Regions from separate parts of the Homo sapiens genome. Here region 1 is linked to region 2. A link is a loop called in an ENCODE intact Hi-C map of the cell type or tissue named here. Cell type or tissue: sigmoid colon. All regions are shown on one strand. Links, peaks and the distances in the headings refer to the core of each region. The heading gives the core; the rest is flanking DNA.

Region 1 (5,382 bases), core at 161-5,160, 470 kb before region 2:
CGTGATCATCTCACTGCTCTCCAGCCTGGGCAACAGAGTGAGACTCCATCTCAAAAAAATAAAATTATTATTACAGACTAATCTAATTTCATTAAATTATTACCATATAGACCAGAATGGAGTTCACCATCTACTGTGGAAAAAAAGTCCTCTAGTATGGCAGATTCCCAGGCGTGCTGCTAATCCATAATGGGTTAAAATGATGATGAAGATTATTCTTTCCTGAGGGAGTTACATGCTTCTGGAACCTATAATTCTTTTATTTTTGTCTTATGTCCTGAGTTTTACTATGTATTGTCAGGAGCAGAATCCAACGGGCCATATGGGTCTAAAGTTTTACAATCCATTGTCAAACTGATTGCACAGAAATGAAGTGCTTTATAGTTTTAATTGCCATATGATTAGGGTTGCCAGGTTAAATACAGGATGCCCGGTTAAATTGGAATTTCAGATGAATAACAAACAATGTTCTGATATAAGTATATTTCATGCAATATTTTTATTTGCCAAATCCGGCACCCAACTTATAATTAATCTGCCTCTCTTCACAGCTCTTTTGAAGACTTGCTGGAAAATTTAGTCTAAAGATCACATAAAAAACACTGAAAACCCACAGCTCTGGAAAGAGTCAATTTACTCCACAGCAACCCTCTAGCCAGAACCACAAACAAAACTTAATCACTAATATTTGAATACCACTGTATAGTTTATATAGTGGTCTCACATCCGTCCCCTCTTTGAACCACTAAAAAGCTCTGTGAATTAAGTATGGCTCATGATAATCCACTATGTCCTGACAAAGAAATTGAGCTTAATCAATACCAAGTGCCTTTCTCAACATCACACAGCAGTATACGTGGCTGAACCAGGAACTGATCCAAATCTTACTCCAAGTCCAATTTTATTTCTTCTTTTTTTCTTTCATTGACAATATTATTTCCTCTCTCCTAGGTTGCCTCAAGTGTGTCCTCACTAGTGAATTTACTGAATAAGCAGTGAAATAACCACAAAATATGGATAATCTATGTCCCTGATTAATTAAGAATTGACATTTTGCAAGGAAGAAGTAACAATGCATTCATGTAGCACCTTCTCAAAAAACATTTGCATTTTCCATCTCATATGTATATTTCATCCTCAAAGGCAAGCAGTTATACTATCTGACTCCATCCAAATTTATTTGTTCTTCTCAACTTGTTGCTTAGGTGTTTTAAAGGAAAATATTTGTACTTGTACCTTTTAAAAGATTTAATGTTAAACTCTTGAGTGTCCTTGTAGTAAACACTTTTGCTGGAAGAATGCTGGGCATATACAGTTTCTAAATGTGATCAAACCACATTGTCCTAAAAACACTTAGCACTCAGAAGCCATGAATTATGGAACCCTTATCCCATGTCCTGACAGGGATGACTTCATTTCTCACAAGTATTCATAAAGCTTTTGCCCTTTATTGCAGTTATAGACTGTATTCATTTCTAACTTCACAAAGCAGAAAAGGATCCCTGTGTACACAAGCTCTGCTATTAGGACTAGAAAGGGAACTTAAAACGTCCTTTTTGGGGTTAAAGATAAGGTGAGGGGGTGGTGGCATGGCAGGGAGCTGAGCAGTCGGAGCTGGGTAGGACACTTTAAATGTGCAGTCACCAGGTTCCTGGAATGTCTCTGACACTTAAGAAGCAGGGGTCCTGAGAGGTGAGGCAAAGAAAAAACATGCTTTGCTGGTTTTGCTAGACAAGGAAGTGCAAAACTGCACTAAACTTTCCTTTAAGGGAAGTGGAAGAAGCGAGATCTTAAGATCTTAACAGTGTGGGAAAATGGTCCAAGTTTGAGAAAGGACTTAAAAGTTAGAGAATCAGGTGGATTGAGATGAAGCGTTGCATCAAAAATAAAGCATCCCCCACCCCACACACACAAAAAAATAGAGCATTTATTTTAGAAACCTCGAAGCTTGACCATGGCTTATGTAGATATTTATAATGTTGATTTCTCCGGGTGTTTTCCCCTTGTACCAAGGTCTGCTAGGTGACAGGTCTAAAGGACTGGAATATTTGCTTTCTTACCTGCATATTTTACTATGGGCCATGCCAATGTGCTGCTTGATGGCTGGATGAATCCCTCATTTTATCCATGTTCCAATAACTGAGAAGCTCTGTCTCTGACCTTGATAAATTCCTTGATAAAACTGTATTTACCAGTAGCTTCCAATATCACCTGAGCCCTCCCATCCTTTAATGTATAAACTGCTTCCCTATCCATCCCCATTTATTATCTTGTCTGTAACTAGACATTGCTGCCAGAATGCATCCCCTGCAGAAACTAGGCCTTTCCACAGCGGGATCCGACAAATCCACATCAATGTGGCACCACGCAGATTTGTAAAGAAGCAGGGATGCCTAATATCTCTCCCTGTGTCATCTGGAGAAGGACAAGTAAAGACCAGGTACATTCACCGGCTGCCACTCAGAGCAGCCAGAGAGTCAATTCACTTCCCCAGCCTTGTAGGTTACTCTTATGAAGGTGCATGGGAGTTCTCTCCTCCTGCTCGGGCACAGTGTTCCCTTTACTCTTGAAAGCCAGATTGCCTTCAGTCCTTGGGACCCTTTCATTACTGTTTGAACAGTCTGGGGGCTGATTTACAGGATCTCTTCTCCATTTTTTTTCCCCTGTCACCCCCGTAAAGACCAAAGCAGGAAAGGTGCTTAATGCCACTGTTTGCCAAGAGAAACCTGCTTTTAAAATGCGACTTTGTTCAGTGATTGTGGTGGGGAACGCTCAGTTTTAGATGTGATCAGGTGCTCTTTGAGGGGTGGGGTGGATTGGGGGAGAACCTTTGTCTGATGTGAGAGTAGAGAGGTGAGCCTTTTCTGAGACACTAGATGGCACAGCAGCTCCGAGCCAGCAGCCTCCGAGAGGCTGGGCTGGTTTCTGTTACTGCTGCCACGAACACTGAGCCCCCACTAGGGTGGGAGGGGGCTCCATTTTGATGCACTTTGGTGGGCACAGGTTGACCAGACTGACTTTTGCTCCACCTGGCCTCCTCCCTGGGACTCACCTCAACTTTCAATCCTAATGACATGTTGAGGCCCCTGAGGGACAGTGTCCTAGCTCACAGCAAATCTCTCATGAGTGCTTTTGTTGCTTTGCTAGCTGTGTATATACTCATTTTTTAAAGTAAGTCTCTTCACACCTGGCAGTCCTGACTTCTCTCACATCATTAAAACATTGGCTGTAAACAGGACCAAAAAGTTCTTTGCTGCCTGGGTGGATTGCCAAATGATAGTTGCTTGCTGTGTGATTGTTGTGACCACCTCAGACCACAGGGTTGGGGTTTTGTTCTTGCTGTGCTTCTCTTTTTTTCTTTGCAGCTTGAATGTTGTTTAGGATTCAGAAACTAAACTGTTTTTAGGCTTTGTTCCCTTTAGTCCCGAACAGCTGTTGTGGACCTCTCTGAGGCATCCAGGAGTCCCCATGGAAGCCTCTCTTTCTCTGCGTGGGTTGTTGATGAATGAAAGACCAGGAGGTAAAGCAGGCTGCCCACGTGGGCTTCTGTGCAGATGTAGTGGTCACACCCCCCCCAGAGCTTCCCCTGGAAATGCTGGGGGCTGTCCCTGCAAGGAGGCAGTTTTCTTGGCAGGCTTTGCTTTGGTAGAGGTACCTGGGGAGCAGGCAGGCTCACACCATCCCCTTTCCTCTCACTAGTTGCCAAAATAGCAAGGATTTCCTGGGAACAGAGCCCTTCCCTGCTCTTCCTGGGAGAGCTGCCTTCTTCTCCTACTGTGTCACCTGGAAGAGCCTGGGGTTTTCACACCCTCTGTTCTGCTTCTCCCAGGCTCCAGTGCTCACCCTCAGTCCTCCTGGGGCGTCTGTCTTAGAGAGCAGGTCTCAAGGTCTTGCCTGGCAGTAAATCTGCCCCTGTCCACTACTGAGTGTGACAGGCGTGGAAAGGTAGGGGCCTGACCAAGTGGTGGGGCCTTTTGATCAACCCCTCTAACACCGCCCTCTCCTGCCCTCTGGGCTGATTGACGCAGAGCTGTCTTATCAGTGATGCTGTCTTACTCCTGTGATGGTTTTCTTCTGTGAGGGTTGAGCTGCGGCTGCTTCCATTCTTGTTTCTCAGACATTCTTTTCTCGTCTGCTCTCTATTATCCAGGAATTCCTAAAACTTTCTGGTCTGCTGATAGTTCATCGTTTGTGGTGGTGGTGTTGCTCATTTGTTTTCCAATGTCATTTTGCATGTTAAAATATCTTTTCTGCCAAACCTTTAGCATGGCAGACAAAAATCTGGCTAAAATGAAGAGATTAGCAAGGTGCTGCTTGTTGGTCCTGAATGGACTTCCATTTAAACTCCCGCTGATCTCAACATAGGTACTGAGTATCTTTAGCTGGTCTAAGATGGGAATTTATTTTTCACAAACAGTTGAGTAAATCTGTAATCCTAAGAAAAATAGACCTTTTCTATCATTTTACAGAATTTGGAGTAAGAGGTGAGGCCCATCATTTTCACATCTCCTCCCTCTATTAATAATTAACTATTTGCCATGAAATAAATGTGTCCTGTACCAAAAGTGAGTTGTGCCGTGGATGCCTTGCCTTGCTTAACCTCAGTGGGAAGGACAACAGAGAATAAGGACACATCTCCCTCAGGACGCAAAAGAACTGCTCCATAGCACCACTGCCATCTCCCTTGGGCAGACCCTAAATTCAGCATGAATCATGAGAACTCGTGTGTTCACTCATACGATGAGCCATATTAAACACCCACCCTGATAACAATACCACCCTACATTTGTACTATATTTTCAGTATATACAAAGCTTCATGTATATTACCTGATTTGACCTTTGTAACAATCCCATGTATTATTCTCATTTTACAGATGCAGAAACAAGTCATTAGATCAGTTGAGCAACTAGGAAGTTCATGATTTAGATCTCAAATTCAGTTTCTGCTTCCAATCTAGTGCCTTTGCACTACCAGATACTGCTTCTCTTGAGAAGAACAGTCTAGATTTATGGATATTTAAGCAAATAACATTCGTGACAGTATGTTGTAATTACCATAGCAGTAAGACCATGTGCCACGGAGGAATAAATGTTAGAGAGTGGCCTTGCATGGTGTCTGATGCCTGTAATCCCAGCATTTTGGGAGGCTAAGGCGGGTGGAGCACCTGAGGTCAGAAGTTAAGAGACCAGCCTGGCCAATATGGTGAAAACCCGTCTCTACCAAAAAATACAAAAATTAGCCAGACGTGGTGGCATGTGGCTGTAATCCCAGCTACTCAGGAGGCTGAGGCAGGAGAATCCTTAAACTCGGGGGGCAGAGCTTGCAGTGAGCCAAGATCACACTACTGCACTCCAGCCTGGGCAAGAAAGGTCAGAGAGC
Region 2 (5,382 bases), core at 176-5,175:
AAAAGCAATCTAGTACGGCCAACCACTAATCCACAGACTCTGTAATCCAGAATATTAATCCCTAATCCAGAACACTGTGTGTGTTGGTAGTGGGGAAGGGTTATTCAACAAGGACAACCATATGGATGTATGGGAATTAAGGGTCATAATCCCAAGGAATATGTTGTACCTTCAAGGGGCTTATAGTCTGTGTCACTGAACACTGGAAAATAAGTGGCATCCAGCTAGATCCAATGTTTGCTTTTTAGTCACTGTATTCTAATCTGGAGGCCTGGGCTTCCAGTCTCTTTCAGATTGTTGGCAGAATTCTGTTCCTTGTGGCTGCAGGACTGAGGTCCTTGTTCCCTTTCTGGCTGTCAGCTTGGGGCTGTTTTCACCTCCTGGAGACTGCCCACATTCCCCACCACTTGGCTTCCTGCATCTTCAAAATTCACACATGGTGAAGTTGAATCCCCCTTGGGCTCTCAACCTGACTTGATCCTCTTTTGCAACTAGCCAGAGAAAATCCTCTACTTTTAAAGGGCTCATATAATTATGTCAGGCCCGCTGGGATAATCTTCCTATCTTAAGGTCAACTGGCTTGGGACCTTAATTACATTTGCAAAAATCCTTTCATGGCAGTGTTTGATTGAATAACTGGGAGAAGGAGTGTGTACTGCAGGCTGAGTATCTGGAAAGCTATCTTTGAATTTTGCCTACCATGGCTTCCTTCTTACATTAGTGGTACTTCTGCTGAAACAGCAACAAGCCAATTTGCTATTTGTATAGAAATGTCTCTCTAAAAAGCAGAAGGCTGCAATAACATTGCATGATGTATTTTTCAAGATGAATATAGTACTCTTAAAAATCATTGGTCTGGGTGTTGTGGCTAACAACTGTAATCCTAGGACTTTGAGAGGCCAAGGCAGGTGGATCAGTTGAGCCCAAGAGTTTGAGATCAGCCTGCGCAATATGGCAAAACTCCATCTCCGCACACACACAAAAAATTAGCTGGGCATGGTGGCGTGTGGCTGTGGCTGTAGCTCTAGTCCCAGCTACTAGGAAGGCTGAGGTGGGAGGATCACCTGAGCCTGGGAGGTTGATGCTGCCGTGAGCTGTGATCATGCCACTGCACTCTAGCCTGGGTGACAGAGTGAGACCTTGTCTCAAAAATAAAAATAAAAATAAAAAAATCGCCGTACTATTTACAAAAACAGTTCTTAATACTTTTGCATTAAAAGGGTGACTTTAGTGCTCACTTTGGCAGCACATATATTAAAATTGGAATGATACAGAGATCAGCAATTTCAGTTAAATAAGAAAAAAATTTTTTTAAAAGGCTGACTTTAAAACCAGAGTTCAGACATTAAAACCCAAGGTTCAGGGAGCTGAGAGTGGGTGATCCCTGTATAGAGGCCAGTTCTTAGTAGGAATTACATGGCTCTGTGTGGTCCCACTGTCAGGCAAGCTTCACCCAATTTGCTCACTGAAAAGACAAACTAACACGATCATTTTGGTTTTGAATCTGAATTTTGTAGCAACAACATATACTATCAAGACTCAACTTTTGCTAGCACAATAATCTTATTTTATTTTACTTTAAGTTCCGGGACACACGTGCAGAATATGCAGGTTTGCTACACAGGTAAATAGGTAGCACAATAGTCTTAGAAATAGAAACTAAAATAAGTAAATGAAATAAAAGCTCTTTACAAAATATTATGGAAAATATCGCAAATCACAAAGGCCAGAATAAAAACAACCTCTAATTATACTACCCAGAGTTAACCACTGTTAACGTTTTGGCTTTTTGTTTCAGTCTTTTTTTTCCTCTCTTCTACATAAACATGTTTATTAGTCATAGGCCAATCAGGAGACAGAAACCACACAGTAATTTGAACAGGGAAAATTTATTATAAATAATTGTTAACTATAACGTAGGCCTAACTAGGAAGGTGAAAACAATGCTCTAAACAATATCCTAGGGCTGAGGATGAAAATCGGGAGGAACCACTTTGAAGGAGGTCCTTTTCCCCACGACGGATTCAGACAGTGAGGGAAAAGAGATTCTCAGCTCCATTGAATGGTGGAGCTCTCCTGGCTGCCTGAGACAGAACTGGTGCATGGTTGCAGGGAAAAGGGGGAACATATGTCTGCAGGGCAGGTCCTCAGAGACAGCCAGGGCACAAAGAGTCATCTTGTTGGCAGGACAGATAGAGGCCCGGGGTGAGTGGTGTCTCTGTTGGGGGTCACCGGCTGGGGCTCTCTGAGAACTTGCAGAGAAACTGCATGCTCTGGGTGTGTGGCAGGGGCAGAGGCTTCTGGCAGTGGTGCGCTAGGAGCAAGTAGAAAAACAACGGCCGTCCGACGGACGTCCGGGAACCTTGGGCGGGGCTCGTGGGGTAGCTTCTTCCTCCTGCAGTGTCTCTCCTGCGCCCTCTACCGACAAGCTAAACCTCATTCTCGCTGCAAAGGAAAAAATGCTTGAAGGGTCCAGCCTATGAAAGCAAAACAGGTCATGAAAGTAGATTTGGAGGTGAGAGGCAATGTACTACTAAACTGAGATCACAACATGTATCTTATTTTGTAAACTGTTTTATTTACTTCAAAATATACTCAAAACATTTTCTCATATGATGAAAAATATTCTTCTACTATATATATATATATATGTATATTTATTTTTTTCTTTTTCTTTTTTTGAGACGGAGTCTCGCTCTGTCGCCCAGGCTGGAGTGCAGTGGCGGGATCTCGGCTCACTGCAAGCTCCGCCTGCCGGGTTGACGCCATTCTCCTGCCTCAGCCTCCCAAGTAGCTGGGACTACAGGCGTCTGCCACCACGCCCGGCTAATTTTTTTGTATTTTTTAGTAGAGACGGGGTTTCACCGTGTTAGCCAGGATGGTCTCGATCTCCTGATCTCGTGATCCGCCCACCTCGGCCTCCCAAAGTGCTGGGATTGCAGGCGTGAGCCACCGTGCCCGGCCTACAATATAATTTTTAACAGGTGTATGATAATTTATATAATGGATGACCCTAACTTTTTTAGCCAGTATTCAGTTTTGGGCCATTGAGGTTATTTCCACTTTATAGCTATTATAAACAGTGCTGTAACAAATATTCTAGTGGTGAATGCTTGCCATATTTGTATTTCCTTAGGATAAAGTCCTAGCAATGGGATTCCTGGATTGAAGAACATATATACTCTTAATATTTTTATTCATGTTCTGAGATTTCCCCGCCAAAAGACAGCAGTATATTTTAAAGCAACGAGTCTTAGTAACATCTCTACATTTTATTTTTAAAATTTGTACTAATTTTACAAGCATACTAATTAAATGAATTTCATGATGGTAATAAAATAGTCTTGGAGAAAACAATTCTCAAAACAACATTTAATAATGAATTATACCAAAGAATTATTTAAAATGATAATGAAGTGGCTATTAGTACAATACCAAAGAGAGAGAAATGAACAGAACTTACAAATGCAGACACTGATTATTCCAAAATAAATTTTAAACTGTAAACACAGAGCTTATTGTAACAGACCATTTTTTTACAGGAACAGTTAATAGTTTGCTTTAAAATAATTATCTTTTTAAAAAATCGTAGTAATTAGATTTATTCTTAACTCAGAAAAATGCAGTAGAAAAAATACTAGAAAGAAAAACAGAATGAAATGAGAAAGGAAAAGAGGGAAGGAAGGAAGGACAAGAAGACAGGAAGATTTTTCCGAAAGAGGCAGGAAGGAGAGTGTATTGAAGAAAAGAAGAAAAACTAGAAGGAAAGAAAATATGAAAGAGTATATGAATAGAGCAGAAGCAAAAAAAAAAGAAAAAAAAAAGGGAAAAGAAACATTTTAAAGCAAATTCCACCTCCAGAATGGTAATATTTAATGGGCTAACTATCAAAACATTTTTAAGTACTAAGAACACACAACTTAAGAAAGAAAGACATACTTGTAGGAAATAAGCCTTAATTGTCCAATTTGCCAGAGAAGCAGAGATGGCAGTGTTTCTGTGACACTTACGTGGTTGGCTTCTGTCATCATGGAAGTAAGTACAGAAGCACATGCATTTCCACATGGCTACAGAATCCCCAACGCTTCGGTTTGCTATAGGATGCCTCCAAATAAATGGCACAAGTATTTCCACAAAGAAGGTTTGGAGTAGACACATTGAGCATTTCCACCATGGGGTGGTAGAATTTACTTGACGGGTTAGTTATGGCAATGTGGTTTCTCAACAGGCTGCATGGGGGTCTGGCTTGCAAAGGAGCTCGCATATAAAGTGAAAGCTGCTCAGGAGAGCCAGGTCTCCCCACAGGCGTCCTGTGTTCACAGTCCTCGTAAATGTTCTCTGGAGGCCACAGATTCATTATGTCGGAAAAGGTAGAGCAACAGACAGAAAATGCTGGCAGAGGTCCAGCCCTCTGTGGGCTTCGAGTGTGGTATTGCCTAGAGTTTGTTCCTACAGGTATTTTTGCATAAAGACCTCTGTCTGAGGAAGTGAGTCTAAGACAGCAGAGCTCAGGACGGTCTTTTAGAGTATTGGGTGCCCACGACTCTTTTGAAAGAAGTCCATTGATACTCCTCTACTATTTCCCCCGATCTATTTGAGAGCCAGCAAACTGATTTGATAAAACAGTGATAGATTTGTCAGATTAAGATAGTAATTTGCTTCCATTAATTTGAGAGGCATCAGTGTCTCACAGTGAGAAGAAATATGGCCACCCTGGTGGGATACATTTAAATTCATTAAATTTTCTGGCTTTCATCTGAGACACTGAGACTTTTTCTTCTCAGCCCATAAATCCTTTCAGTTTTTACTTCAAATGGCACCAAACAAGCACTCATCAATTTATATTTTAAATTCTCCTAACAATATCCAGTTGGATAAATCTGTTTAATTAGCAGTGGGTTGATGCTTTCTTGGCCCACTCTACGTCCAGTTACCAAAATAAAAGAAAGGCATGGAAAGCTGCTGGTTGCAAAAAAACATGCCTCCTACAATGGCAGGGAACAAGAAGAGACATTCTCCCAACACATGTTAACCCAGGGAAAAAATTTGAATATATACAAAAGATGAAATTAACAATAGATGAATGGCAAATGAGAAAGCTGCCAGTGACCAGACTTTCTCAGGAGCCAACCTTTAACAATATGGATTATTTCGGATAATTCATGGTTTGCCACTCTTTATCCTTTGTCTCCTCTGTAATATCCAGGGCACATCTTAGACAGATAATTAGGGCATTATCATATTCCTTAACTAAGTCGGACAAATTGCATTGCGCTTCGTGGAAAACCAACCTAGGGCTCTGTCATTAGCATTGTCTAATTGTTCCAAATAAAGTCTTTGCTTTTTTTTATTGCATCAACTTTATTTGTCAATACTCAGGAA

Evidence for each region. A loop is a pair of places that touch in the nucleus more often than their neighbours do. Peaks named below come from ENCODE experiments on the same cell type or tissue, not always from the same donor. Only the 100,000 strongest peaks of a DNase experiment are listed, where the experiment ranks them.
Region 1: it touches region 2 in a loop (5-fold over the local background); 8 of 110 quality-filtered maps call a loop at or near these places.

What each region holds. Positions count from the first base shown.
Region 1 is chr2:172,974,631-172,980,012 of GRCh38, forward strand. All of the region lies in intron 10 of RAPGEF4 (Rap guanine nucleotide exchange factor 4), which reads left to right. Among named protein-coding and RNA genes, the nearest start is that of MAP3K20, 99 kb to the right of the region's middle. In sigmoid colon, for the core only: a CTCF peak has its summit at 2,884 (motif pointing right); no DNase peak of the experiment used is centred there.
Region 2 is chr2:173,446,961-173,452,342 of GRCh38, forward strand. No RefSeq gene overlaps it. Among named protein-coding and RNA genes, the nearest start is that of CDCA7, 95 kb to the left of the region's middle. RefSeq lists an enhancer at 4,301-4,370. In sigmoid colon, for the core only: a CTCF peak has its summit at 2,430 (motif pointing left); a DNase peak (open chromatin) is centred at 2,381; H3K4me3 peaks cover 443 bases; H3K27ac peaks cover 403 bases.